2 separate regions of the Homo sapiens genome follow, and region 2 is linked to region 1. Evidence: read pairs that join two places in POLR2A ChIA-PET (ENCODE). Cell type or tissue: CD4-positive, alpha-beta T cell. All regions are shown on one strand. Links, peaks and the distances in the headings refer to the core of each region. The heading gives the core; the rest is flanking DNA. Region 1 has its middle 13 kb from the start of LGALS2. Region 2 overlaps MFNG (MFNG O-fucosylpeptide 3-beta-N-acetylglucosaminyltransferase).

The links. ChIA-PET counts read pairs that join two places held together with the same protein. Peaks named below come from ENCODE experiments on the same cell type or tissue, not always from the same donor. Only the 100,000 strongest peaks of a DNase experiment are listed, where the experiment ranks them.
Region 2: POLR2A ChIA-PET joins it to region 1 with 6 read pairs; 12 of 35 experiments call an interaction of 5 or more read pairs at or near these places.

What each region holds. Positions count from the first base shown.
Region 1 is chr22:37,586,792-37,598,518 of GRCh38, forward strand. No RefSeq gene overlaps it. Among named protein-coding and RNA genes, the nearest start is that of LGALS2, 13 kb to the left of the region's middle. RefSeq lists an enhancer at 3,927-4,006. In CD4-positive, alpha-beta T cell, for the core only: a CTCF peak has its summit at 5,944 (motif pointing left); DNase peaks (open chromatin) are centred at 3,853 and 5,880; H3K4me3 peaks cover 457 bases; H3K27ac peaks cover 355 bases.
Region 2 is chr22:37,466,999-37,478,725 of GRCh38, forward strand. MFNG (MFNG O-fucosylpeptide 3-beta-N-acetylglucosaminyltransferase) reads right to left here. Exons shown (of 8, transcript NM_002405.4): 5 at 9,898-9,983; 6 at 7,514-7,679; 7 at 5,445-5,530; 8 at 2,065-3,031. The coding sequence ends at 2,965. Among named protein-coding and RNA genes, the nearest start is that of MFNG, 14 kb to the right of the region's middle. RefSeq lists enhancers at 1-589, 2,245-2,746. In CD4-positive, alpha-beta T cell, for the core only: CTCF peaks have their summits at 5,562 (motif pointing right) and 5,766; a DNase peak (open chromatin) is centred at 5,593.

The sequences.
Region 1 (11,727 bases), core at 3,171-8,170:
AAAAAAAAGAAATTCCCTGACCTACCTTGTCATAAGACCCTCATTTCAGAAGGGGTCCTGCTCCATCCCTTGGAGTAAGAAATGCTGCACAGAGAGGCCAAGAAGAATCTGAACAGACGGGCCTTGCGGGGGTTCCACACTTCGTCTAGTAATATTAGATCAGATCCTTTTTGCCCATTCACAGTTCTACACAGAGGTCAATCATGCCGGCATAATAAAGTCCCCATAAAAGGCCCCAGGGGATTGGGTTTGGGCAGCTTCTGAGATAGCTGAACACATGGCTGTCCTGAAGGATGGTGCTCCCAGGTGGGAGGGGAAGCTCTGCATCTCTTCCCCATAACCCGCCCTAAACATCTCTTCATCTGTATGTTTTATAACATCCTTTATAATAGACCAGTACACACAAATGTTTCCCTGACTTCTGTGAGCCACTCTAACAAATTAACTGAACCCAAAGAGGGGTCGTGGGATCCCCAACTTGAAGTCCAGAGGCTCAGACTTGCAACTGGTGTGGAGGGAGAGGGGAGTCAGGGAGAGGGAGCTCAGGAGTTCGAGACCAGCCTGGCCAACATGGTGAAATCCTGTCTCTACTAAAAATACAAAAATTAGCCAAGCGTGGTGGCACACACCTGTAAGCCCAGCTACTCTGGAAGCTGAGAAAGGAGAATTGCTTGAATCCAGGAGGTTGCAGTGAGCCGAGATTGTGCCACTGTACTCCAGCCTGGGTGACAGAGTGAAACTCTGCCTCAAAAAAGGAGAAAAAAGAGGCCTGGCGTGGTGGCCCACACCTGTAATCCCAGCACTTTGGGAGGTTGAGGTGGGTGGCTTACCTGAGGTCAGGAGCTCGAGACCAGCCTGGCCAACACAGAGAAACCCCGTCTCTACTAAAAATACAAAAATTAGCTGGGCGTGGTGGTGCGCACCTGTAATCCCAGCTACTCGGGAGGCTGAGGCAGGAGAATCACTTGAACCTGGGAGGCAGAGGCTGCAGTGAGCCGAGATCGGGCCATTGCACTCCAGCCTGGGCAATAGAGTGAGACTGCATCTCAAAAAAAAGAAAAGAAAAAGAAAAAAGAAAAAAGATGCATGGTTAAGTGGGTGGATGGGTGAGGAGGTGGAGGGAGGGGTGGGTGCATGGATGGTGGATCAGCAGGAGGAATTGCTCATCATAGAGCCCCAAAGGGTGGGTATCTTCAGGGCCCCAATCTGGTGCAGCACGGCCCCTCCCTCCATCCCTCCTGCCCCCTCCCTGGCTTATCATCCCAGCCTTTTGAACCAGGAAGCCTCCGTCTCAGGGCCACGCCAACTTATGCACGTGTGGTGCTGGGTGGATTTACAGAAAAGATCATCAGGTTCTGTGTCCACCTTCTTATAAGTGGCAAGAAGATTTTCCATCTCTGTGTCTTTAGAAATTGAAGATATAAACCAAGCTGCTTCTGTGACTTGGGTGGTCCTTGAGTGCTCTTCCTCAGAGACAGGTGACCTGAGTCCTGAGTGCAGTTCCTTCTCCCTGGCCCAGGCCACACAGTCTTTCCATGGATAGTGGAGCCTTTTTTTTTTTTTGAGACAGAGTCTCGCTCTGTTGCCCAGGCTGGACTGCAGTGGTGCAATCTCGGCTCACTGTGACCTCCACCTTCCAGGTTCAAGTGATTCTCCTGCTTCAGCCTCCCAAGTAGCTGGGATTATAGGCACCCGCCATCACGCCCGACTAATTTTTGTATTTGTAGTAGAGACGAGGTTTCACCATGTTGGCCAGGCTTTTCCTGAACTCCTGACCGCAGGTGATCTGCCTGCCTTGGCTTCCCAAGGTGCTGGGATTACAGGCGTGAGCCACAGCGCCTGACCTGAGCCTTCTGCATCTTAATCACCCAGTCACAGCTGTCCATGCGGGCGGGTACCTGGGGATGGTGAGGAGAGGCTAAAACAACAGAAGCAATGAAGCAACGCTGCTCACCCCAGCATTCCCACCCCACCCCCAGCTTCTGGCAGGATTATATCTGCCAAGGACAGGACTATATCCGCCTCAATCTTTGTGTTTGCCAAGCAGGGAGAGGAGCATTTATCCATCTCTAATGTGGTAAACAACCAAAGGAGGTCCCCCGCCAAGTGCAGCCCTAGTCGCAGGAGCACACCCACTCCCAAGGCTTCTGATCCACCCTGAGCACCTATGGCCACTGGAAACCCCCACTCTTACTGAAGTCTGTCCCTGGGGGCAATCCCCTTCCTCTCACAGTTGGCCCCAGCTCTGCCCTGGGCCACACAGATTCTGCTGCCATCACTGCTTTTCTGATGATTGCAGTCTCAGGACCATCTGGGCTGCCTCCCCGCAGCACCCCGTACATATACAAGCCTCCTTCCTCAAGGGGAAACACCTATGAGCCCCCAGGGCCTCATCTCCCAGAATCAGAATCCAAAGGATTCCAGAAGCAGCTTGGTTTAAATGGACATTTTCCTGAAGGCCAAAATCAACAGGTACAGGCCTTCAGGGAAATGTCCATTTCAGAAGCTGACCCTTTATTTTTAGGATGGGAGCAGGACCTAGGTGCCGTAATACCCTTGCAGGTCAAGTTCACAACCCCCGAGACCCACCAACCAGAGCGGTCATGAATTCTCCCCTAATTCCCAGAGCCCCTGGGGAGACCATGGGCTGCAGGAGAGCAGATGAGACTGTGGCTGGGTGTCCAGAGCTGCTGCCTGCTCCGGCACCTTCATGGAATGGCATTGGCCTCAAGTCCTCGCTGCCTCTTACTGGCTGTGTGACCTTGGGCAGGCCAGGTAGCCTCAGCTTCCTAGAGAATGTATGTAATGGGCTTGGCATACAGAATATGGCACATAGTAGGTACTCAACTATTATTATTCTGTATTTAATAGCTAATTGGCTGGCATTTGCTCAGCACTCTGCATACATTGGGCCATTGCGAGGTCTCTCGCCTGCATCTTAGTTTGCTAATTAGGTGCTTATCTGGGACCTTCCTGGAGCAGGCATTCTCTGCTCCATTCTCTCCTCTGTACGCGTGACAGCCCCAACCCTTGTTCCCCCAGCAGGAGCAAAAGGGGTTGGGTATGATGACCTCCAGCTCAATGTCTAAGGATCTCTGGGTTTCAGTTTCCCCCTCGGCCAGCTCCTCCTGCCCCTACCAGCCACCTCCCAAGCTGGGGATTTCACTGGCCCACCTTTGTTCCCTGCAGAATCCTAGAGTCCTCCAGCCCTTCCCTCTCTGGCCTTCACACTCCACATCCTCAGCCCAGCACAGGAGCCAATTTTGCAAAGAGGTAAAGAGACCTCACCACTGCTGCACCAGTCTGTCCATTTCCTAGCAGGCAACTGGCACTTGTTTGGTTTTATAAATTAAGGTTTCGATTCTTGGCCAGGCGCGATGCCTCACACCTGTAATCCCAGCACTTTGGGAGGCCAAGGGTGGTGGATTACCTGAGGTTAGGAGTTCAAGATCAGCTCTGCCAACATGGTGAAACCCCATCTCTACTAAAAATACAAAAATTAACCGGGCATGGTGGCTCATGCCTGTAATCCCAGCTACTCAGGAGGCTGAGGCACAAGAATCATTTGAACCCAGGAGGTAGAGGTTGCAGTGAGCCAAGATGGCACCACTGCACTCCATCCAGCCTAGGAGACAAAGCAAGACTCCTTCTCAAAAAAAAAAAAACAAAACAGTTTCAATTCTTGTATAATATGTTGCTAGTGGGAATGTAAAATGTTGCAGCTGCTATGATAAATAGTTTGGCAGTTCCTCAAAAAGCTAAACATGGAATTACCCTATGATCTAGCAATTCTACTCCCAAGTATGCACATACCCAAAGGAATCGAAAGCAGGAACTCAAACTAATATTTGTAAACCAATGTTCATAGCAACATTATTCATCAGACCAAAGGTGGAAATACCCAAGCATCTACCAACAGATGAAAGGAGCTAACGGCCCGGCGCGGTGGCTTATGCCTGTAATCCTAGCACTTTGGGAGGCTGAGGCAGGAGGATCACGAGGTCAGGAGATCAAGACCATCCTGGCTAACACAGTGAAACCCTGTCTCTACTAAAAAATACAAAAAATTAGCCGGGCGTGGTTGCGGGCGCCTGTAGTCCCAGCTACTCGGGAGGCTGAGGCAGAAGAATGGCATGAACCTGGGAGGCAGAGGTTGCAGTGAGCCGAGATCACGCCACTGCACTCCAGCCTGGGCCACAGAGCAAGACTCTGTCTCAAAAAAAAAAAGAAAAGAAAGAAAGAAAGGAGCTGGGCATGGTGGCTCATGCCTGTAATCCCAACATTTTGGGAGGCTGAGGCAGGAGGACTGATTGAGGCAGGAGTTCGAGACCAGCCTGGGCAACATAGTGAGACCTCATCTCTACAAAAAAAAAATTTTTTTTTAATTAGCCAGGTATGGTGGCACACACCTGTAGTTCCAGCTACTTGAGAGGCTGAGGTGGGAGAATCATTTAAGCTTCAGAGGCCAAGGCTGCGAGCTGTGATTGCACCACCGCACCCTAGCCTGGGCAACAGAGAAAGACCTTGTCTCAAAAAAAAAAAAAAAAAAAGATGAATAGATAAACAAAATGTGGTATATACAAACAGTGGAATTTTTTTTTTTTTTTGAGAGGGAGTCTTGCTCTGTCTTCCAGGCTGGAGTGTAGTGGCATGATCTCGGCTCACTGCCACCTCCGCCTCCCGGATTCAAGCAATTCTCTTCCTCAGCCACCCAAGTGGCTGGGATTACAGACACCCGCCACCATGCCCAGCTAATTTTTGTATTTTTAGTAGAGACGGGGTTTCATCATCTTGGCCAGGCAGGTCTTGAACTCCTGACGTTGTGATCCACCCACATCAGCCTCGCAAAGTGCTGGGATTACAGGCATTGAGAGAAGAGAGACAGATCCTCTCATATTGTGTTATATTGTCTTATACTCAGAAAAGGAAAGAGAAGCAAAACTAAAGGCAGGTAGCCTGGCGCCTAGGAACCAGACCCGAAAGCAAGGAACCAGACCTGAAACCAGGCCTGGGCCTGCCTGACCTAAGCCTGGTAGTTAAAGATCGACCCCTGACCTAACTGGTTATGTTATCTATAGATTCCAGACATTGTATGGAAAGGCATTGTAAAAATCCCTGTCCTGTTCTGTTTCGTTCTGATTATCGATGCATGCAGCCCCCAGTCACATACCCTCTGCTTGCTCAATCCATCACGACTCTCTCATGCGGACCCACTTAGAGTTGTGAGCCCTTAAAAGGGAAACGAATCGCTCACTCAGGGAGCTCGGCTCTTCAGACAGGAGTCTTGCCTGATGCTCCTGGCCGAATAAACCACTGCCTTCTTTAACTCGGTGTCTGAGGAGTTTTGTCTGTGGCTCGTCCTGCTACAGCATGAGCCACCGTGCCCAGCAGACAATGGAATATTATTTAGCTATGAAAAAGGATGAAGTGCTGATACATGCTGCATGCTACAGCATGGATGAAACTTGAAAACATTATGTTCAATGAAAGAAGCCAAACACAAAAGGACAAATATTGTATGATTCTACTCATATGAAATATTTGCAATAGACAATTTATAGAGACAGAAAGTAGATTAGAAGCTATCAGGGGCTGAGGGGATGGGAGAATAGTGGAGTTACTGTTTAATGGGTATAGAGCTTCTGTTTGGGGTGATAAAAAAAGTTTTGGGACTAGATAGTGGTGATGGTTGCACAATGTTATAAATGTAATAAATGCCACAGAATCCTACATTTAAAGATGGTTAAAATTGGCCAGGCGCTCCCCGCCCCGGACGGAGTCTTGCTCTATCACCCGAGCTGGAGTGCAGTGGTGCAATCTCAGCTCACTGCAACTTCCGCCTCCCGGTTCAAGCCATTCTCCTGTCTCAAGAAGGGTGGTTGTCAACGGGGTGGTTTAGATGTTTGAAGAGAGAAAGCATTTACCTCCCCCTGCTGGCCACTAAGAGAACAATATAAATTAGGAAGAAAAACAGCTTTTCAATTGCTAAACCTCTACTTAAAAATATGACAATTAAGACAAGCATGTGATTAAAACACTTCACACAGCTCAAAAGGGCTTTACAGGGAAAAGCAAGTCTCCCTCTTTTCTCAATCCCCACAGCCAATATCTCTCTCATGCTTGTTTCCAGGGATATTCTATGTGCTACGCAGATGAAAACATGCCAGACACTGACTGCGTCTTTTTTTTTTTTTTTTTTTTTTTGGAGATGGAGTCTCTGTCACCCAGGCTGGAGTGCAGTGGTGTGATCTCGGCTCACTGCAACCTCTGCCTCCCGGGTTCAAACAATTCTCCTGCCTCAGCCTCCCAAGTAGCTAGGACTACAGGCGCGTGCCACCACCGCCGGCTAATTTTTTGTATTTTTAGTAGAGACAGGGTTTCGCCATGTTAGCCAGGACGGTCTCAATCTCCTGACCTCATGATCCGCCCACCTCGGCCTCTCAAAGTGCTGGGATTGCAGGTGTGAGCCACCGCGCCTGGCCCTTTTTTTTTTTTTCTCAGACAGGATCTCACTCTGTCACCCAGGCTGGAGAGCAGTGGCAGTGACTCAAACATGGCTCCCTGCAGCCTCAACCCCTTAGGCTCAAATGATCCTCCTGCCTCAGCCCCCCAGGTAGTTGGGACTACAGGTACATGCCACCACATCCGGCTAATTTTTATATTTTTTGTAGAGACATGGTATCGCCATGTTGCCCAGGCTAGTCTTGAACCCCTGGGCTTAAGCGATCCTCCTGCCTTGGCCTCCCAAAGTGCTAGGGTTACAGGCATGAGCCACCATGCCTGGCCTATACTGGCTGTTCTGTACTTTGGTTTTATTCCCTTAACAGCATATCTTGGAAATTGTTCCATCTCAGTGAAACACATTTCTCTTTTTTTTTTTTTGAGCAGAGTCTCGCTCTGTCGCCCAGGCTGGAGTGCAGCGGCGCAATCTTGGCTCACTGCAAGCCCTGCCTCCCGGGTTCACACCATTCTCCTGCCTCAGCCTCCCGAGTAGCTGGGACTACAGGCGCCCGCCACCACGCCCAGCTAATTTTTTGTATTTTTAGTAGAGACGGGGTTTCACCATGTTAGACAGGATGGTCTCAATCTCCTGACCTCATGATCCGCCTGCCTCGGCCTCCCAAAGTGCTGGGATTACAGGCATGAGCCACCGTGCCTGGCCAACACTTTTCTCTTTCTAAAGGCTGGGATGTATTCCACCTTCGACATTTTCAGCCAGTCACCTACTGGTGGACATTTAGGTTGTTTCTAGTCTTTGACTTTTACGAGCAAACCTGCATGATCCTCTGTGAACGTGGCCCTTTGTGCAAGCGTGTCATGATTTCTAGGGGACAACTGAGCGCTGACTTTGTGCATATGCTATCACTTTAACCACATGCCAACCCTTGAAGTAGGTATTACAGTCTCCATTTTACAGAGGAGCAAACTTAGAGAGGTTAGGTAATTTGCCCCAAGTTGCCCAGGAAGTAAGAACCCAGGTCTGAGGGCAGGGTTGACGCTAACCCATCAGTGCTTTTGTGCAAATTAGGAAAAGGTATAACCCACCCCAGGATGAGGGGTTTGGCAGATGGAGGTGAGCTGGATGTCTGGTTGAATGCTTAGCCAGGTGCTATGTGCAGTGCGCAACCTGCCCAACCGTTCACGGTGGCGCTGTGGGGTTCCTGAGTTGTCACCTGAAGGTGAATTGTGGGTTCAGGTCTGGAGGTCAGTGAAAAAGTGATGGATATGAACTGGATAAAGGCCAAGTGTTTGTTTGCATTCATTCCATTCATTCAACCACCATCTCCTGAACCTCTGTGAGTAGGGCCCATGGATATACAGAGAAGCAAGTAGAAATGGCCCCTGACCCAATCCAGCCCTTTCCCAGCAGAAAAAGAGACCCACAGCAAAAGGCAGCCCAAAGGGAAAAGGCGTTTCGTGAGGGCAGAGAAAAGGCCCACAGGCTGGGAGGCAGGTGACAAAGCTCTGGGGCTACTGGTTCTGTGACTTTCAGCAAGCCACTAATCCACTCTGGACTCAAATGAGACTTGGACCAGCACCTTCTAACTGTAGGCTGCCAAAGAGAACAGAACAGAAGATATCAGTATGCCTGGCACGTAGGGTAAGTATTGCCGTGTGAAACTTGATTATGTGTGCGTGTGTGTGCACGCGTGTGCGTGTGTGTGTGTGTGAGTCAGAGATGGAGTTTTTTGTTTTTGTTTTTTACTTCTTGAGACGGAATTTCACTCTTGTTGCCCGGGCTGGAGTGCAGGGTCACAATCTCGGCTCACTGCTACCTCTGCCTCCCGGGTTCAGTGGATTCTCCTGCCTCAGCCTCCCGAGTAGCTGGAACTGCAAGCACACGCCACCACGCCCAGCTAATTTTGTATTTTTAGTAGAGATGCGGTTTCCCCATGTTGGTCAGGCTGGTCTCGAACTCCTGACCTCAGGTGATCCGGCCACCTCGGCCTCCCGAAGTGCTGGGATTACAGGTGTGAGCCACGGCGTCCGGCCTAGTCAGAGATGGATTTTCCATGACGCTAATAGACCTTAAATTCCAGGGCTCCTCCCTTGTCTTGGGAGAGACCTTAGCAAGTGTTCATGTGTTGAACAGTTTGCAAAAGTAAGAGGTTTTTTTGTTTGTTTGTTTGTGTTTGAGATGGAGCTTCACTCTTGTTGCCCGGCTGGACTGCAAGGTCATGATCTCTCTCACTGCAACCTCCACCTCCCAGGTTCAAGCGATTCTCCTGCCTCAGCCTCCCAAGTAGCTGGGATTACAGGCACGCGCCACCATGCCTGGCTAATTTTTTGCATTTTTAGTAGAGATGGGGTTTCTCCATGTTGGTCAGGCTGGTCTCGAAGTCGTGACCTCAGTGATCCGCTCACCTCGGCCTCCCAAAGTGCTGGGATTACAGGCGTGAGCCACCATGACTGGCCCAAAAGTAAGAGTTTTAAGTCACAATCAGGGCTGCTGCTATCTCTTTCCACTGACTTGCTCTCTGTCACACTTCCCCTGGGGAAGGGGATACTGAGGTGGCCATAAGCGTTTTTGAGACCCCACTAATGGGTAAGTTGGACATACACTTAATTTAAAGTTTGCCAGGCATGGTGGCTCACACCTGTAATCTCAGCACTTTGGGAGGCTGAGGTGGGTGGATCACTTGAGATCAGGATTTCGAGACCAGCCTGCCTAACATATAGTAAAACCCTGTCTCTACTAAAAATACCAAAAAAAAAAACACAAAAAACAGGCCAGGCGCGGTGGCTCACACCTGTAATCCCGGCACTTTGGGAGACCGAGGTGGGCAGATCACGCGGTCATATCGAGACCATCCTGGCCAACATGATGAAACCCCATCTCTACTAAAATACAAAAAATTAGCTGGGCGTGGTGGCGCACGCCTGTAGTCCCAGCTACCTGGGAGCCTGAGGCAGGGGACTCACTTGAACCCGAGAGGCGGAGCTTGCAGTGAGCCGAGATCGTGCCACTGCACTCCAGCCTAGGCGACAGAGCGAGAGTCCGTCTAAAAATAAATAAATAAATAAATAAGTAAAAATTAGCCGGGCATGATGATGGGCACCTGTAATCCCAGCTACTCAAGAGGCTGAGGCAGGAGAATCACTGGAACCCAGGAGGTAGAGGTTGCAGTGAGCCGAGATCACGCCACTGCACTCCAGCCTGGGCAACAGAATGAGACTCCGCCTCAAAAAAAAAAAAATTGAAATCAGTGGGTTATAGTTATAAGGTTCACAGTCACTTCTGTGACTAGTTACGTGATTGCCAGTGGCCCTAGTGTAGGAATGGCTTCCAGAAATACTCCTGGAACCCCCCTGACACATCTGGCATCCTGACCTAAAGGTGCAGGGACAGGGGTCACTCTATGACCACGGTATACATCCTAGATGCCCGACATGGGAAGAATGTGGTCCTGGGAGGAGAAACAAGGTCTGCATTGTAGGGAAGCAGAAGCTAGTCTGTAGAAAATTCTTCCAATTATCAGATGCATTAAATTATAAATGGATGATTCAGTTCCCATTGATACTTGGTTAGAATAGAACTCCTGCCTATTGCGAACATAGTTAATAACGTTGCATATGTAATTACAAGTGTACCACGCAAGATTTGGTTTTTTGTTAGAAAGCATATGCAGTCGAATTGATCAGAATGCTTTTGCAGAGCACAAACCTGAAGCAGTACTGCAAACAGCAAATGTTTCTACACCTCGTGATTTACACGGCATGACACACGAGCTGTGTCTCAGCATGTAACACATTACCAACAACACAATATGACACTGAGAAAAACTTTCCTAAAATAAAAAAGTAAAAAACATTTTTTGATCAACCATGCCAGAAAGCTGACTTGTCTTTCCCTTTATAGAAAATATAATCTGGAGGCTGGGCGCGGTGGTTCACGCCTGTAATCCTAGCAATTTGGGAGGCTGAGGCAGGCGGATCACCTGAGGTCGGGGGTTTGAGACCAGCCAACGTGGTGAAATCCCGTCTCTACTAAAAATACAAAAATTATCCAGGCGTAGTGGCAGGCACCTGTAATCCCAGCTACTCGGGAGGCTGAGGCAGAATCGCTTGAACCCAGGAGACAGAGGTTGTAGTGAGCCAAGGTCATGCCACTGCACTCCAGCCTGGGCGACAGAGTGAGACTCTATCTCAAAAAAAAGAAAATATAAGCTGGCCATGGTGGTGCATGCCTATAGTCCCAGCTAGTGGGGAGGCTGAGGCAGGAGGATCCCTTGTTCCCAGAAGTTCGAGGCTGCAGTGAACTTCATGATCATGCCGCTGCACTCCAGCCTGGATGACAGAGTAAGACCTCATCTCTAAAAAAATAAAAATAGAGGCCAGGCGTGGTGGCTCACCCCTGTAATCCCAGCACTTTGGGAGGCCAAGGTGGGCGGTAACTTGAGGCCAGGAGTCTGAGACCAACCCAGCCAACATGGTGAAACCCCGCCTCTACTAAAAATACAAAAATTATCCAGGCGTGGTGGTGCATGCCTGCAGTTCCAGCTACTCGGGAAGCTGAGGCAGGAGAATCGCTTGAGCCCAGAAACTGGAGGTTGTAGTGAGCCAAGGTCGCGCCACTGCACTCCAGCCTGGGTGACAGAGTGAGACTCCATCTCAAAAAAAATAAAAATAAGGCCGGGCGCAGTGGCTCACGCCTGTAATCCCAGCACTTTGGAAGGCCGAGGCGGGTGGATCATGAGGTCAGGAGATCGAGACCATCCTGGCTAACACAATGAAACCCTGTCTCTACTAAAAATACAAAATATTAGCCAGGAGTGGTGGCACGTGCCTATAGTCCCAGCTACTCAGGAGGCTGAAGCAGGAGAATCGCTTGAACCTAGGAGGCAGAGGTTGCACTGAGCTGAGATTGCGCCACTGCACTCCAGCCTGGGGGACAGAGCAAGCCTCCATCTCAAAAAATAAATAAATAAATAAAAATTAAAATAGAAAATAAAATAAAATAAAATCATTGCTACATAACAAGCACGTGGCCCAAAATTGTAGGAAAAAAATGTATTACAGTGGCATGTCAGGTGCTTAAGTAAAAATATCTTATTGTTCTGATTTAATAATTATGGTATTTGCCAACATTTTAAAGTTTTTTATCTATTTCTCACTCTAAATAAATACATAAGCAGGGCGTGGTGGCTCACGCCTGTAATCCCAGCACTTTGGGAGGCCGAGGTAGGTGAATCACCTGAGATCAGGAATTCGAGACCAGCCTGACCA
Region 2 (11,727 bases), core at 3,434-8,433, 120 kb before region 1:
AGCCTCGGTGGCAGAGTGAGACTGTCTCAAAAAAGAAAAAGGTTGCTGGGAGGAGAGGAGACCTACCTTGGGCCCCTGCACACTCCTTGCTGGGGATAGGGGCTGGTTGAGGGAGCCATAGACCCCTATAGGAGATCTCCAGGCTCCTTCTGGTGTCTGCCCCAGGCCAGGGCTCCTGTTCTGGAGTCACTCTCTGTCCCTGTTATCATGGGGGCCTACCCTCAGCCACCTAGCCGAAGGATCAGTGACCACTCATGGTCCTCAAAGTATCTCATCCACATGCACCCTAAAATGGGCAGGCAGAGCTCAGGCTAAACGGGAGGAAGCTCAGCGGCAGCTATGTGCCCAAGGGGCATGGCAAGGCCAAGACTAGGTGGTCTAACCTTGCTACCCCACCCCACACTCAGCCCCTGCCTCTGGGGTCCAGATGGGTCACTTCAGCACAGGGCACAGGGAGCTTCCTAACTTCCCAGGCAGACACGCAAAGGGTTAAACTCAGACTCCCTCCTTCCTTCATCCCAATTCTGATCCTTGCTGACTCTGCTCCCCCTCCCTACCCCCAGCTATTCTGGGACAATGGAGGCAGCAGATGGCCCGAGTCCTGTTCCCTCCACCCGACCCTCAGGATCTGGGAGCAACACGAAAATCTGCTGCCGCGTCTAAATGCGGGCCGATGAGCAGCCTTCCCTGGGTGGGGTGGGGAGGACGGCGACTGTGGATGGCACCATTCCAGCCCCACGGGGCTGCAGGGCCGGGGGCTGCCCTCACTCGACTGGCATCCCATAAACCCAGCCCTGGGCCAGCCCAGAAAGAAGCGGGGCTTTGGAGAAGCACAAGTGGCCAGTTGCACCCAACTCACTGTGTGACCACAGCATGTGGCAGTCCCTCTCTGGACCTCTCCTCCCTGGAAAACAAAGGGGCTGGCTTCAGGTGCTCAGTGGTTCCAGATGTCCCCAGCACAGATGTAGCCAGAAGACAGTTTCTGATTCTTCAAGGGTGGAGCCCCTAGCCCTGGCTCCCTGGATCAGGGCCCCTCTGGCCCTCGGGATCTCTCCTCCTCCTTCCCCATCTGAGAGCCCCACTGTGACCCCAACTCCAAGCATCACTGGGCATGACACAGACCTCCCCTCTCTAACCCTCCCCTGCCTATGTGCCACCATGCCTGAAATTTCACCATGATCACTTTCATTCATCCATCCACCTCCTTGGGATCGGAAATTCCAAGGGCACTTGCATTTATTCAGTTCCTGCCCTTGGCTGTCAAATCGCCCTTTGGCACCATTATCTGATACCTGAGGCTAAGTCCCTCAGCCCTGAGTCTCCATTCCGCCTTCCCTGATTCTCTGACCTCCCCCAACCCAGGCCCTGGGGGCAGAGAAAAGGAGGAACCACTCCACACCTCACAGCACACAGGCTCACATGTATACATCATGTACACATGTGCGACACAGCCACAAAAACACACACCACAGGCCGGGCGCGGTGGCTCACGCCTGTAATCCCAGTACATTGGGAGGCCGAGGCAGGCGGATCTCAAGGTCAGGAGATCGAGACCATCCTGGCCAACATGGTAAAACCCTGTCTCTACTGAAAATACAGAAATTAACTGGGCGCGGTGGTGCACACCTGTAATCCCAGCTACTCAGGGGGCTGAGGCAGGAGAATTGGGAGAACTGCTTGAACCCTGCAGGCGGAGGTTGCAGTGAGCCAAGATTGCGCCACTGCACTCCAGCCTGGTAACAGAGTGAGACTCTGTCTCAAAAAAAAAAAAAAAAAAAAAAAAAAACACATGGACATGTTTATGCACAGACACATGTAGAAGGTACATGCCACACACACACATACACCTGTGTACCGCCTCACACACCAGGACTCACAAACACACTAGTAACAGTCACCAGCCACTCTGCCCTTCCTTTCTCTGTGCCAGGCTCTGTAACATGGTCTTTGCACACATCATATCACACCACCAAAAGTGATCACCATCTCCACTGTGATAGACAGATAAAGACCATACCCCGTCAGGAACAATTTGGCTGCATGTAACAGAAAACTGGACCAAGAGAGACTTAAACAAATAAGCATTTAATTTTTGTACAGAACCAGATGCTGGAGGGAATAGCTGTGGATGATTGTCTTGGCCTTTCCTTCATGGTAGCAAGGTGGCTGCCCCAGATCCAGCCATCACACCCACATTTATAGCAGGAAGATGGGGAGTGGGCTGCAAAACCTTCCCCAGAAACATCTCTATTGGATTTGCTTAGTTCCCTCTGGCCAGAGCTGGTCCCATGGTAGCCCCTAACAGCAAGAAAGGCTGGGAAATGAGCAAAAAGGATCATCACAATTGGCTGGGACCCGTTATGCTCCATCATCTGGGCCCCGGCATGCTGAGGCTCCAAACAAAATCTGGTCCTGTTCGCAAGGGGTGGGGAGCAAGGAGCTTTGGGAGACTGGTTGGCAACAACAGCAGGTGCTGCAGACCCTGGATTCTGCCATCATTCCACCCATGTCCCTTCAGGAACTCGGGACACAGATGAGGGAGGCAGGAGTGGGCGGCCCAGCGCTTGAGCCCCAGGGGAATGACTGAGAGACATTAGCCAGGGCCAACGGCCAGACCCCACCCAGAGGCCATGTCACTGCCTAAAGGGTTAGGACCCCTGAGCCCCAGCCCAGCTCAAGTGCCCCCTGCCCTTTTTCAATTCAGCCTCCTGAGGGAGTCTAGCCCCTGGAGCCTCTCTGGCCACCACCTGGTCCACCTGGTCCCCTGGGCTGTCTAACTCACCTCCCAGGGGCCTGGGGTGCCTTCAGTGCCAATTGCCACTCAGATCCTGGGCTTGCCAACCACCCGAAGGCCCTGCCAGGGACTGCCTATCACAAGACACTTGCCAGGGACCCACAGTGCCACCTTGGGAGCCAAGGCACACCCAGAAGTCTCTGCCCAACCTTTGCCCAGCAGTTCAGGATTCATCGGGCACCCAGCTGGGGACACCAGGGTGTATCTGGATAGAGCAGACAATGGAGGGAGCGAAATCTGCAGAGAGACCAGAAAAGGACAGGATGGTCACCCCCCACTTCTGCTCTCAGCCCACTCTCCTAGGTGCACACATGCCACAGAGGCGGTTTGGAGCAGGGTTTCTCTACCTCAACACCACTAACACTTAGGGCCAGAGAATTCTTTGTTGTGGAGCTGTCCTGTGCCTTGCGAGATATTTAACAGCATTCCTGGGCTCTACCCACAAGATTCCAGTAGCATCTTCCTGAATCATAAGAATCAAAAATGTCTCCGACATTGCCAGACGTCCCCTAAGAGACAAATCACCCCCACTTGAGAACCGCTAGTTTGGAGAAACTTCAAAAGCCAGAGAAGCCATAAAGAGACCTCAGCTGAGGCCAATCATCTGATCACATGCATCTGAATCTCTAGGTGGCTCCAGACCCATTTGGCAGTAATCTATGACTTCTAGAATCTTCAAGCTTTGAGGAAATTTAACAGCAATTCTTAAACCTCTTGTCAGTATAGCTACGGCTTACACACTGCTGACGGGGAGCTCATCCTACTAGAAGGCAGCTTCGTTCGTCTTGGAATTTTGAATTTTTGTTCCTATATCGAGCCAAATTCTATCTCCTTGTAATATCCAACTTGTTCAACGCAGCCTTGGCCGCAAGGGCCCTCAGCATCATGGGAGCCCTCTGCCCCAGGACAGGCAGCACTGCAGAACGTCAGGGCCAGGGGCCCTGGTTCCTCCAAGCATCACAAGCGTCCAGACAGAGCCTACAAAGGCCTTGGAGAGGCCCCTGCCACGTCCCCAACCAAATTTGACACCATTCCCTCCTCTTCTCCACATTCCAGTCACACAGTCTCCCGTTCCTACCTTGAGCAGGTCAAGGCCTGTCTCCTGCTATCAGGCCTTTGCATATGCTGTCCCCTCTGCGGGAGTGATCTGCCACCTGCTCTTCTCCTAGCGAACTCCTGCTAGCCCTTCAGGTCCTTCACGTTACCTCCTCACAGAAGCCTTCCCCGGCCAGCCCCTACTCCCCAGTCAACATCAGGGCTCTGACTTACTCTCCCATAACAACCTATACTGGCATACTCACCCTCATCCCCTACACACACAGTGTCCCAGACTCCCCGTCCCCCAGGACTCCCTCTGGACAAGTCTCTGTCACTCAAGTGGGCCCAGAGTTCACCTCATGCCCTCCTCTACTCGTTACCTCCCTGAGTCCCTGCTAAGTCTCCAAAGGCAGAATCAGGGCTCCTTCCCCAGTTCCCAGACCCATTGCATGTCACTACAAGGAGCAGAAATGCAAATAGAAGGGTTGGGGCTAGTCCAGCTGCCCAGAGATGGAACAGACTGCCACAGGAGGGAGGAACTCCCCATGGCTGTAGGCATGCAAGGTGAAGCCAGCCCATCAGTTGGCAGAGATGCTGGGAAGGGGTCAAGCATCAGTTCTGGGGTTGGACTGATGGGCCCAGAGTCCATGTGTCCCCTCCCCCAACTCCTCTCCACCCCCATCCCGCCACCCCTGGCCAGAATCACAAGCCATAGCTGGGCCGGGGGCAGCGGCTCATGCCTGTAATCCTAGCACTTTGGGAGGTCAAGGCAGGCGGATCACTTGAGGTCAGGAGTTCGAAACCAGCCTGGCCAACATGGTGAAACCCCGCCTCCACTAAAAACACAAAAATTAGCCAGGCATGGTGGCAGGCGCCTGTAATCCCAGCTATTCGGGAGGCTGAGGCAGAAGAATTGTTTGAACCCGGGGGGCGGAGGTTGCAGTGAGTCGAGATCGCACCACTGCACTCCAGCCTGGGCAACAGAGCGAGGCTCCATCTCAAAAAAAAAAAAAAAAAAAAAAAAAGCCACAGCTGGCAGGTGCTGGTGTGTGGAAAGGAAGCTGCATATCACAGGCTATGCTCCAAGACTGCTCTAGACCAGTCAGGAGCGGATTTGGGTGGCCCATCTCCCCGTGGCCAGTTCTGGGCAGAACTGGAAGGTGTTATTCCAACCCTTTACCTGCCTAAAAGAAGCATTTAAGAGTATCAAAGAAACAAGGAGTCCAAAAGAGATAAAATAAAAATCCCCCACCAGAGCCTGAAGTTCCACCATGAGAGCGTTGCCTGTGCTCAGGGAAGGCATTTCAGCCTTCCAGGGACTCCCAAAGAACCCCAGAGGATTGGGGCTGGGAGAGCTCTTCAGATCCATCATGGCCAGCCTCCAGGTGTTACTAATGGGAGACCGAATCCCAGAGAGGGCAAGACACTTGCCCAAGGTCACACAGCAAGCCAGTGGCAGGGTCAGAAACTGAAATCCACTCCCTCCACTCCTAGCTCTGTGCTGTCAGCCACCAAAGCCTGTCCCACTCCACTCCCTCCCAGCTCCCCCATGTTTGGATGCCTGGACTCAGCCCCCACTCCTCCCATCCAAGGTTCCAGCCCCCAGACCCACCTGGAGGGGTCCTCCTCCGGGGAGAAGGGGCCCTGTAGCTTAATGACGTTGAGTTTCCCCTCAAAGACACCGTAGCTGAGGGTGACCTGGGCAGGGAGATAGAAGAGTGTTGGGGCATCACACTGGGGATCCCCACAAGGGGGCAGCATCCTGGCACAGGTGGAGGAGGGGTTTTAAGCTGCAGGGAAAGCTGCCCGGGAACCTGAAATTCCCCGCTGGTGGTGGGAGCCCACCCCACGCCCCAAGGCACTTCACAGCTGGAAGAGCACTGCCATGCCCTTAATCCCATTTGCTCCCTCAAGAGTTGAGCTCCCCTGAGAAGCTGGAACAATACCCCCATCTACAGATTTGGAAACTGAGGCTCAACAGGAAAAGGCAGCTTTCCAGTAAGCTGCAAGCCTGGACTAGAATGGAGGTTTTCTGAGACTCACTGGAGGGCCTTGGCACATCCCTCTTCACCCGGAGCCCCTACTCCACCAGGCAGTGACGACATGGATCATGATTTCAGCTCAGAGGCTGTAGAGCACAGTGGTTAAAGACTGTGGGCATAGGGACCACCCAGCTAGGGTTCCAGTGCCCCTCTGCCCCATATTAGCTGTGTGCCGTGGTCAGTTCAGCTCGCTGGGTCTCATTTTCCCCATCTATAGAATGGGGATAATGTTAGTACTGACCTCATGTGACTACTGTGAGGAACCAGAGAGTTAAAGAAGGGTGGCTGGGTGCGGTGGCTCATGCCTGTAATCCCAGCACTTTGGAAGGCTGAGGCAGGTGGATTACTTGAGGTCAGGAGTTCGAGACCAGCCTGGCCAACATGGTGAAACCCTGTCTCTACTAAAAATAGCCAGGCATGGTGGTGGGTGCCTGTAGTCCCAGCTACTCAGGAGGCTGAGGCAGGAGAATCACTTGAACCCGGGAGGTGGAGGTTGCAGAGAGCCAAAATCGTGCCATTGTACTCCAACCTGGGCAACAGAGCGAGACTCTATCTCAAAAAAAAAAAGAAGGGAAGGACCCCAGTGTGGTGCCTGGCATTGTGGGTACTCAGGATACCCTAACCATTAGGATGCCCTGGTTTGGGCTGCCTCAAATCTGCCTCTCTTTCCTGGCTTCAGGCCCTGCCATCCTAATGGGACCAACCTCACACCCCAGTTCCAGGCCTGGCCAATCAACACTAACTCCAGGTGCTGGTAGGAGATGGGTCACCTGACCCAAGCCCAGTCATCAAATCAATGAACGCCAGCCCGGGGATCTGAAGGAAGGAGGCGCTCTCCTCCGATAGTGGGGGGAAAGCTGGGGCTGCCATCTTGCCAACATGAGGGCTGAGCCCACCTGAGGATGGGCCAACTTGGGGGAGAGCTTCTCAGTTATGTGAGCCAACAATTTCCTTTTCAGGTTAGCCAGTTCACGTTGAGTTTCTGTCACACTGTTGGGCAGGAGATCCCGGGGACGCTCCCAGCCAGGACCATCTACAGTGTCAGAGGGCAGCCTCTCCGAGGCAGAGCCAGTTGGACCTGTATCACCTGCCAGGTGGTGGGATGGGGTCCCCCTCCTCCCCCAGCCTAACATAATGCTGAGCGTCCCCCCAAAGACCCATTCCATCCCGGTAACCTCAGGGTTGGCAGGAACAGCACTGAGCAATGGATAGGGGAGTTTTGATGAAGGAAGGGGCTCCTAACAGGTAAAATTAGAAGAGCCAGCTGGGCTCCCCGGGAGGAATGTGGGGAGGATGGAAGACTGAGTAGAGGTATGGGTGGAGAGCAGGGTGGTGGGAACCTGAAGACAACCTCATCTCATTTGTTCAGGTCCTTCCCGGCATTTGAGGACCAGATCAAAGAATTTCAGCTTCACAAATGCTAATCCTTGAGGGTTAGAGGTGAAGGGGTTGAGTCCCTGTGTACCCTTAGGGTGTCCTTTGCCACCCTAGGCCTCAGTTTCCCCATCAATAGGGAATACCCAAGACCCATAATCTGGAGTTCCAGGTTTCTTTCAAACGCCAGGAGGGAGGGTTGGGGGGACCCCATGTTCCTTTGGTTCCCCTTCCCATTTGCCACCTGCCCCCAAGGCCAGCTCACCTGTTCTGGGAGCTGTGCAGTCCTCAGCAGCTGCAGGGTCTCCAGGTGGGAGTGAAAGAGGGGGCTGGGCTGCAGGCGGCCGCCCAGCTTGCACTCAATGATATAGCCCATGGTGCAGTCATCAGGCAGCCGGATGAGAGCAGATGTGTCCATGAAACGGGAGCCACTGAGGGACAGAGCCAGACTGCAGACGCTGGCCCAGGCCCTCCACACCCAGAGCCGTGGGCCACCCCATGAAGGCCCTCCACTGGGACAAGCTGGCAGAACAGAGCACCTGCCTCCTGCATACTGTATGACCTTGAGCAAGTCAGGAACCTTGGGGAGCCTCAGCCTCAGTCTCCTGTTCTGTGAAATGGGGATGCTAATGGCCGTGTCTTCGTGGAGCTGTCGTGAGGATTAAACAGGGAATGGGAAGGTGATGCCCTTTATAAATGTAGCCTTTCCTTCTCTCTCTGTCTTGTCATTCATTCATTCACTCATTTATTCATTGCTGGTGCCAGATACCATGCTAGGGCTGAGGATACAGAGATGAGAAAGAAACGCTTCCTGCCCCCAACAGCAGCCCCTATTCTGGCGGGAGACAGAGCAGGGAGCAGGTCTTTCAAAGAGTGGTGCTAAGTCAGAGGGAAGCATGCTGCCTGGGGGTACAGGGAGAATCAGGCGGGCTTTCCAGAGGAGGTGGCAGCTTTTTTGTGTGTTCATTTGTTTGTTTGTTTGTTTGTTTGTTTTTGAGACAGAGTCTCCCTTCATTGCCCAGGCTGGAGTGCAGTGGTGCAATCTCGGCTCACTGCAATCTCCGCCTCCTGGGTTTAAGCAATTCTCCTGTCTCAGCCTCCTGAATAGCTGGGACTACAGGCACCCGCTGCCATGCCCGGCTAATCTTTGTATTTTTAGTAGAGACAGAGTTTCACCACGTTGGCCAGGCTGGTCTTGAACTCCTAACCTCAAGTGAGTCACCCACCTCAGCCTCCCAAAGTGCTGGGATTACAGGCATGAGCCACCTAAACAGAGTCTTGCAGGATGGGCTGGAGTCAGCCAGTGCTGAGGGGAGACAGGAACAGAGTCCCAGGCATGGACTTCAACTGGCCGCGTATACCCCATTAATGCCGCTGCCCTGGATGCTTGTCCAAGGGGCAAGTGGGTGTGGAAATCCAGCCTGTACTCCCCTCCCCAGCCTGCACTCCCCTCCCCAGCCTGCACTCCCCTCCCCAGCCTGCATGCCCTCAAGCTGCACCTGCAGGAGTTGGAGGGAGAGGGCTTTTTCTAATTCACACAAAGGTAATTTAGAGGTGGGCAGAAGCCTGGGTGGGGGCACCCCAGGCACACGGATGACCCTGGTCATGTGTACACACACAGTTCTGTGGACATGCCCCAGGACAATGAGCCCGCTCTTGTCCAGTATGAATTGCCTGGGGCGCCCCTCCCAGCCAGGGCAAGGCAGGGCAGGCTTGGGTAGTAGCAAGGCTTGCAGACCTTGGAGCCAAACCCAGCAGCTGAGTGACCTTGAACCTGGCTGACCTCAGACTGGCTTAATCTCAGTGCCTCAGTTGCCTGAGATCTAGAAACAAGACTAATGCCACCTTCTCCCCCAGGTGTTGTGATCCTCTTGATGGAGCACAGAGCTGGCTCAGAGTCAGTCCTCAATACAAGGGAGTGGCTGCTGATGGTGCTGTTAATAATAATAATAGCCCGGAAAGACCTCCAGAAGCCAGGCCTCGCCACTTCTAGAACACCTGTGTCCCACCCCCACCCACACTGCGGCCTCCACTACCCCTGAGATCCCCTCATAATATTAGGAGTAATATCATCTCCCTTAGATGATATTATGAATAATATCACAGGATGTACACCCACTGTGCTATTAGGAGTAATATCATCTCCCTTAGATGGCCCAGTGTATAGTGGACTGTCCCAGCTCAAATACCACCTCTTCCTGGAAGCCTTCCCTTCTTCCCTCACCCAGAAGGCCCTTCTCCCTCCTCTGAAGACCCTTAGATTTGGCCTTCACCTCCCCTACGGCATTGACCAGTCAGAAAAGGGCGGTAAATAGCACCTACCAGGGCCAGCCCAGACATTTTCTCATTTAACCCTTACTACACCATTGGCCACTGCATTATCAGGTCCATGTGCCGACGGGGGGACTGGGGCTCTTGGAGATGACATGACTTGCCTGTGAGTGGCACGTCATGCGCTCAGCCGTGCAGCCCCTGAGGGCAGGTGGCAGGTGGCTTGTTCACCACCAACTGCCGCTCTGTGACACACGCAAATGAGGAGCAGCTTCTCCTGAGCTCACTCTCAAAGCCCTTCCTGCTGCAAAGGCCCCTCCTGTACCCCAGCTGCCACCCCCTCCCCGCCTTCCTGCCCACCCCTGGGTCTCTGCTTACCTGGCCCACGGAGCCATCTTCAAAGCCAGTTTGCGATTGATGCAGAAGCCAGCACCCCCAGTGGCAAACCAGAACTGTACCAGCCTCTGAGAGAGAGGAAGGCCAAGGGGCAGAGTGAGCCTGGTGGCAGTTGTGGGGAAAAGGGACAGCCAGGCCACCCTTCACCCCCAACCAGCATGGCTCAAAAGCCCTTTATTTTGAATCTCACTAGAGTCTTGCTACAACCTGGCATTATTGCACCCATTCTATAGATAAGAAAACAGAGGCCCGAAGTCACATAGTTAATTATGAGTGGTGAGGTCACTGATCAGACTCAAGTCCAGCTGAATTCCAGTTAAAGGGGACAGGTGTTGTTTTACCCACCCAGCCACCATGCCCCTTTCCCCTGAGAAAGGTCTCTACCTCACTCCATGTGGCTTGGGAGGGGCTGCCGAACATGGCACCTGCTCTCCTGGGCCACAGAGGTGGGCCTAGGTTGACGGGGCCTGAGTGTGCATAGGAAAGATGTGGCTGGGAAACAAAGGTCAGGCTGTGTCCAATACAAATCACTAACACTTTTTTTTTTTTAAGAGACAGAGTCTTGCTCTGTTGCCCAGGCTCAAGTGCAGTGGCACCATCTCTGCTCACTGCAACCTCCGCCTCCCAGGTTCAAGCGATTCTCCAGCCTCAGCTTCCCAAATAGCTGGAACTACAGACGTGCGCCACCACGCCCAACTAATTTTTGTATTTTTTAGTAGAGACAGGGTTTAACTATTTGTTGGCCAGGCTGGTCTCAAACTCCTGACCTCAGGTGATTCACCTGCCTCGGCCTCCCAAAGTGCTGGGATTACAGATATGAGCCACCGCGCCCGGCCTCAGATCACTAACACTTTCTAGTGTTGACTTCGTGCCAGGTCTCATTCCAAGGACTTGGAGAGATGACCTCATTTCATTCTTTCTTCTGTGTTCACGACCACTCTTTGAGTAGGGGCTGTTATCACCCATTTCACAGATTAGGAAACTGAGGCACAGAGAGGTGAGGTGACCTCAGTCAAGGTCACAAAGCCAGGAGGTGGCAGGGCTGCCGTGTAAACCCAGGGAGTCAGGCTCCAGCGTGCAGTTCTCCACCCCAGAGGCAAACTGCTTAGGCAGAGGTGAGTCGCCAGCAGTGAAGTGGTGTGAGAGCCTGGGGGACCCCCTGGCTCCCCTGGAATCACTCATACACAGAGCCCTAGGGCCCAGAAGAATTTAATTAAGGCTCAGAGGCTGATTAGCTACTGATAATTAAGGCTCTGTGTTTTCTGCTCTTGGTTTTCCTAATGAAGCAGATGGGGACCTGGGAAGGGAGGTTGAGCCCCGCTGTGTGCCCAGCTCCTGCACCAGGCACTGCCTCTAGAGAGGGACCTCCCGATCTGCCTTCTTCCTGGAGCCAAGGGAGCCCTAGGGCCAGGACCACTCTAACACCTGATGCCCAGGGGGTCCTGGGGACAGGGAGAGAACCATGCAATATTTGGGACATACTTATACTAAAAATTTCCTCATTATTTATGAGAAAGTCAAGTTTAACTGGATGTAGTGGTTTTTCATTTATTTGTTTAATGAATCTGGCAACCCAAATCAGTGTCCATCCAGGTCAGGAACTGAGGCGGGTACAGAGCCCCCTGTTTTGCCAGGTGTCGACTCTTCAGTCACAGGCTAGTGGAGGTGTCTGGAGGGAGAGGGTGCCCCAGGAGGGGAAGGTGGGGAAGGGTTCTGGGGCTCAGGTGGCAGCAATCACCCAGCCCCACAGTATTCAGCAATTTTTTTTTTTTTTTTTGACGGAGGGACGGAGTCTCGCTCTGCCGCCCAGGC